Regions from separate parts of the Homo sapiens genome. Here region 2 is linked to region 1. The links are chromatin contacts, found by Hi-C in ENCODE. All regions are on one chromosome and are shown on one strand. The core of a region is the stretch at or near the end of the contact, and the rest is flanking DNA. Distances in the headings are between cores, read along the strand shown. Region 1 holds the start of SMARCA2 (SWI/SNF related BAF chromatin remodeling complex subunit ATPase 2). Region 2 has its middle 180 kb from the start of DMAC1.

The links. Hi-C counts contacts between places; a loop is a spot of excess contacts on that map. Pooled maps may share reads with other maps.
Region 2: a loop to region 1 is called in a map of naive thymus-derived CD4-positive, alpha-beta T cell, with 12 times the contacts of the local background. The contact joins the enhancer-like site here to the promoter of SMARCA2 in region 1. A Hi-C loop is called at or near these places in 1 of 168 maps with a recorded cell type or tissue (naive thymus-derived CD4-positive, alpha-beta T cell), 1 of 37 single-sample maps with no recorded cell type and 9 of 50 pooled maps.

The regions. Positions count from the first base shown.
Region 1 is chr9:2,014,007-2,016,798 of GRCh38, reverse strand. SMARCA2 (SWI/SNF related BAF chromatin remodeling complex subunit ATPase 2) reads right to left here and starts at 1,452. Exons shown (of 34, transcript NM_003070.5): 1 at 1,395-1,452. RefSeq lists silencers at 93-262, 1,403-1,742 and enhancers at 450-1,006, 1,793-1,842, 1,903-1,952.
Region 2 is chr9:7,975,083-7,977,874 of GRCh38, reverse strand. No RefSeq gene overlaps it. Among named protein-coding and RNA genes, the nearest start is that of DMAC1, 180 kb to the right of the region's middle. RefSeq lists an enhancer at 1,015-1,124. Within about 2 kb of position 1,359, at least 8 of the 41 ENCODE cell types and tissues checked have a DNase peak (open chromatin) inside an H3K27ac peak, as active enhancers do.

The sequences.
Region 1 (2,792 bases), core at 203-2,702:
TAAACCAGGTTGGGATGGGAATAAAGCAAACTCCTGAGCAGGGAGCGAGAAGGAAGGAGTGCGTGTCATCGTTGGGAGGAGGCTCCTACCCGGTCTCCCCGCCTCCCGCCCTCGCCACCCCCCTATTCCCTCCCCACCGCAGCCCTTCCCCTTCCCGGGCGAACCACACCGCCGCTGCCCGGTGGTGCGCGGGTCCTGTTTGTGACAGTCAGGCAGACAGGATTATCCGGATCATGGCCTCCCGGGCCCGCAGCCGCCGCCGTGGCTCTCCTGGGTCCCGGCGCGCCCCTAGCACCCGGACGATCGCAGGCGCCCCACGCCCGCAGCTCCCGCGGCGCAAGCAAGGGGAAGACGCGAAGCAAAAGAACACGGACCCGGGGAGAGGGAGGGCAGGGTAACGGAGGCTGGCGGGCACCTCCGACCTCCTTGGGGGCCTCCTCCCTTCCCTCCAGCAGTGCGGCCCGGGCCGGACATCCCGAACTTTAACACCCGAGCCTGCGCTGCCGCCAGGTACCAGAGGCAGGGACGTCCGCAGCGCCCGGGGCGCAGCCCCCTGGCAGCCCCTTTGCCTAAAGGCCTGCCTACCAATCAGCCTCCCCATCCACGCCGGAGGAAACGCGGAAAGTGGAGGTGACACCTCCGATCAGGCACGCACCGGCCCCGCGGCAGTGGCCGCTACCTCCTTCGCGCGTCAGCTCAGGCTTCTCCCGCTGCGATCCGCTCACGTCTCCGCAGCCGGAGCCCTTTGAACAAGTCCCTGGGAAGCGGGTGGCAACAGCGTCCGTTGGCGCCCCGCCGCCAGCCTGGGCTCCCCGCCCTCCTTTCCCGTTCCCCTTCCAACTCTTCCGGGGAGGGTTGCCCGGGATGAACAGTAGCGTTTCCATCCTCCTCCCCTGTCCCCCAGGCCTTCCCCCTCCTGCGGCCACCCCCCTCCCCGCCGCCTCACTTTTAAGGGGATGGGGGGATTGCAACCTGGCCCAATGTGTGTGTTGCAACCTTGAGTTGGCAGCGCCTCTGACTGCCCACTCAGGATCAAGGCTGTGGCTTGTTGGGATTTTTTTCCTCCTTTGCCCCCTTGAAGTAGTAATTATTACTGTTATTATTAGAACAGCAAGGTTCGGTTGAAACTTTCTCGTTTCTTCCACCGCCGCCTGGGAGCTGTCGTTAGAGCATTCCACCTGAGGCCCGCGGGGAGGAGGCGGGCTTTTTTTTGTCGCGGCGGTTGGCCCGCCTGTTTGTTTTGGTCTCCTTGCATGCACAATAAATAATAATTAGGATAATAATGGATAATCCCGGGCGAAGGCGGCGTGGTGCCGGAGGGGTCTGAGCGGCGGCTGCAGCGGGGCGGCCGAAGGGAGGGGAAAGAGGAGAAAAGAGTTGTAAGTTATATTTACCTTGCTCGCGAGGAGTGTGCTGGCTGAATCTCTTCCCTCTCTGAGTCACCCAGAGTACAGAAACAGAGGGAGAGAGGACTAGATTATGAATATGACTTCATTGATGACAGCCGTCCCCTCCTCTTCCTAAACTCGGGCTCCGCCCAGCGTCCCACCCTCGCCTCCTCCGCGGGCGCCGGAAGACGCGCCGCAGTTGGCCCCGCGCGCCGCTCCTCCCTGCCCGTCCGGGCGCGGGTTGGCGGGACGCGCCTGTCACTCGCTCAGCTCAGCGACTCCGGGAGCGCGGGGGGAGGAGGGGGCGGTGTGCAAGAATGTGGATCTAGACAGCTCTACTGTATGCGTGGATCCGTGTGTGACTGCAAGGCGCCGGCTCTCGGGCCGCGTTTGTGCCTGGAGCAGAGAAACTGCGCGGGATGCAGAAAGCCCCAAGCCCTGCTGGAGCTGGGCGCCCGCTGTCCCTTCCCTGGCAGTCCTCTTCCTCGGGCGCCGCGGGGCTCCTCCAGGGAGACTGCGGAAGGGGAGGAGGCGAAGCGAAAACGGAGGGCAGCCGTAGTAATAGCGCGTAGTAGTTCGGGGGTATGTGGAGAAGGTGCTGGAATTTAACTGTGCCTCCGCCTGCCAGTGCGAGCCTGCAGAGAGAGAGGGAGGGGACGGGGGACGGGCTCCGAGTGGCACCAAAGCTGTTTGTGGCACAGTGTGGACTGTGGAAAAAACGGGCATTGTCGTGCCGGCTGAAACTTTTTCTCCCCCTTCCCTAAGGCTGTCATTATAAATCTGCCCCCTATTCCAGGTAAAAAAATAAAAAATAGAAAAGGGAGGCGGGCACAAAGAACGTTCCTGCCAAATCTGTCTCTTCCCTGAAGGACTGCAAGCTTCCAAATGCCAACGAGGGAGAAACAGCTGAGAGGCTGAACGCCTTATAAATAAGTAAACCCACCCTAACCTCTCTGTTTACTTCGTGGACTAGGTACAGCACTATAACCTTCCCTCACCTGCCATCTTCGCTAAAATATATACAAAAATATGGAAAAACAAACCCTGGGGGCGGGGCTGGCGGGTTAGGGGGCGGCTGAAGCATGGAATCTGGTTTTGATTTAAAAAGGGGAATAAATCTCTTATTTTCTACAGACCGTAGTCTCTTCCCTCTCACCCCGCATTTGAGACCAATTAAGGCTGCAAATTGTAATTTGCTGGCAAGTCGCGGTTTTGAGACCTCTTTGCTCCAATTTTCCTTGAAATACAGTACTTTGGCCGGACCAATAGGTCGGTGTTTGGTGAGACAATTTTATTTTTAGTTTTATGAAGTGTGAAAGAATGTTAGGAGACTTTAAATCAGGGGCCTATTATTTTAGACTCAGATTAATGTAGATGCTTGACTCTTAAAACTGTTCCTATGCA
Region 2 (2,792 bases), core at 110-2,609, 6.0 Mb before region 1:
TACTAAGTGAGACATCCTCTCACAGGCTGATCCTGGCATCGTCTCTTTTATTCCAATCTGGGCTCCTCTTTCTTAGCAGTCTAGTCCTTCCTGAGATTATCAATAAAGCAAAGGTGATAACAGCATTGCGATCCTATCTCTACCTTCTAATCTTTTCCTCACTCATACTAACTTATCTCTTCCAGTCCCTCTTTCTGTTTCAAAATGAAATGTGAAACCTCTATGTATTAAACAATGAAACAAGAAAAACCCACAATCAGCTCTCCATACTAAATTATACAGCAAAGGGGCTGATTTAGGAAAGTCTTCCTTGAGTAGGTTAGTTTAACTTTACTCTGATCCAATCTTCAGGAATGTCATTGGCTAAAGAAGTCATTTTAGTCATGGTGCAATCTTATTCCAGACCTAATCCCCACCCAGTGGGATAAGTCAGTTCCTTTTGCCTCATAACATTCTTACTTCATCAAACTAAAATATTTTCTATCCACTTTCGTATACTTATTTTGGAAAGCAATTGAAGCAGAATAGGCACATACCTTCTATATGTTCCTGAAACATGATTGAGTGCTAACAGTTTCAACATTGGGAAGGCAATGTTCCACTTCCTGGAGTGGATACTCAGATTGTCTAGAGGTCAAGCACTGTTTCCTAATCAGGAGACTGTTATGGAAGGAGGGTGGGGGGCATTAACTGAGCCTTGGGCTTCCTCACAGATCAACAGGTGAATCCTGAGCATCCCGTAGAGTCTGGTGTGAGGATACAGCAATGACTAAGACAAGCCTCTTGCTTCAAGGAGCTCATAGACTATCAGAGGAGACACACACTCTTTCTCAATATGTTACTGACTGTAATAGAGTCTACGCAACATGAAAAAACACACACAGGATTGGCTGCATAATTTGCAGGGTCCAGGGCAGAATGAACATATGGGTTTCCTTTTTCATAAATTGTTAAGAATTTTAAAATGTGTTAAATCAAATGCAGGGCCCTTGGGTTACACAAGCATGAAGCAAGCCCTGCATACATAGAAGAGGTAATGGGATCAGGGTATGGGACACTGAAAAGGCTTCAAAAGAAACTTAAAGTGAATGTGGTTCTTGTAGGATGACTAGGAGTTGGCACATGAAGAAGTGGGGAAGGACATTCTGAGCAAGAAAAGAGAGCCTACACAGTAAGAAAGCAGGGTATGTGAGAGCAGGTTGTCAGTCTATGAGGATGACAAAGTGTGTGGCCAGTGTGTAGTGTCTTAGACTGAAGGAGGCCAGGTGACATATCTACAGAAGGAAGTTGAGGTCAGGGTGTCAGAGGCTTAGTGAAATGAAACCACAAAAGAACAAGGCCAACCGTAGTTTAATGATAGTTTCACCACTTCCTGCCTGTGAGCTCATGGGTAAATGACAATATCCCTGAGCTTCAGCTTTTTTTATCTGAAAATTGGGGCATTCTAGTCTTGGCTCAGCCTTTAGCCCACAGCTAATGAAGCTGTGAGACCTTAAATAAGTCACTTTCCCTCTCTGAGCCTCACTTTCTTCAAATGTAAAATGAGAGACAAGGGCTAGATGAGTGGTTTCAAACTGGGCTCTGAGAAAGTGCCTTAGAGGATATGGAGGGGATGGGTGACGACAAGACGAAAGGCCAGCAGATTTCAGCCCTTCTTGCCATCACGCTTACACTAGAGCAACTTCATTTTTATCAGTGTTATATGGGTATGTGTGTGAATATATGTTTATATCAATACATGAACATATGTACATGTATATATGTATATATGATATGTATTACATATAATATATGCTATGTGTATTATAGTATGTATTTATGTGCATATACATGTTATGTTATATGACAAATATATGCTATATTGTAATGTGTATATTACAACACATAAGTACTATGTACATATTTATGCAGAAAAGTGTCTGAATTTTCACATCTGTAAAAATAAGGATATTAATAATCCCTAATTTGTAGGATACTATAAAGATTAAACATCTAAAATACATGTAATATACTTTAAAAAGTGCCAGGCACAGAGTAAGCATTGCTAATTCTTAGCTCTTACTTTTTTTGAGCCAGAAGTTAACCAAGAAGGCAGTCCCTACCTTCCCTAGGTATGGGGAAGACAGCAGTGAACAAAAGACACACACTTTGTGGGTGTGTGGGTGCTCAATGTATTTGCTGAATATATGAATGGACAGGGTCTTCGACTCCTTTGCACTAGTTTCTAGGCTAAGGTTTTTGATACAAAAATAAACAAAACAAACATGGGTACGGCCCTTGTGGGTATTACGCATATAAACTCACAAGTGAGGATCAACTGGAATTGTTGCTAAGTGCTTTACTAGAATTGCAGATTACATCTAGTTTGAAGAAATAGTTTCCACCCTGCTAACAGTTTAACCTGCTCCAGGAACGAATGTTCCTAGCTCCCCAACAAAGTTGTAAATTGTCACATTTTTCTAATATGCGGGGAGCTAGGCAGAGACTGTGGGAATGAGAGATGCCTCATTAGGTAGCAGGATCAACTTTGCTAAGTCTTTGGGCAACTGGAAATAAAAAGTAAGAATGCTTCATTTCTGTGTAAATCACTTTTCCCTAATAGGCTATACTGTCTATATTTATTCTATGGCCACTGTGGGAAGTGAAGGAGGAAAAAGAGATGGGTCCTGTCATCAAGGAACTTATCATTAATTGGAAAAGACAGGATCAAGACACATTGACAAAATAACGGCAAGGACCTCTCTCCACCCACTGCTGCCATTAGCAAAGATATTCCCAACGGAACAATGTGA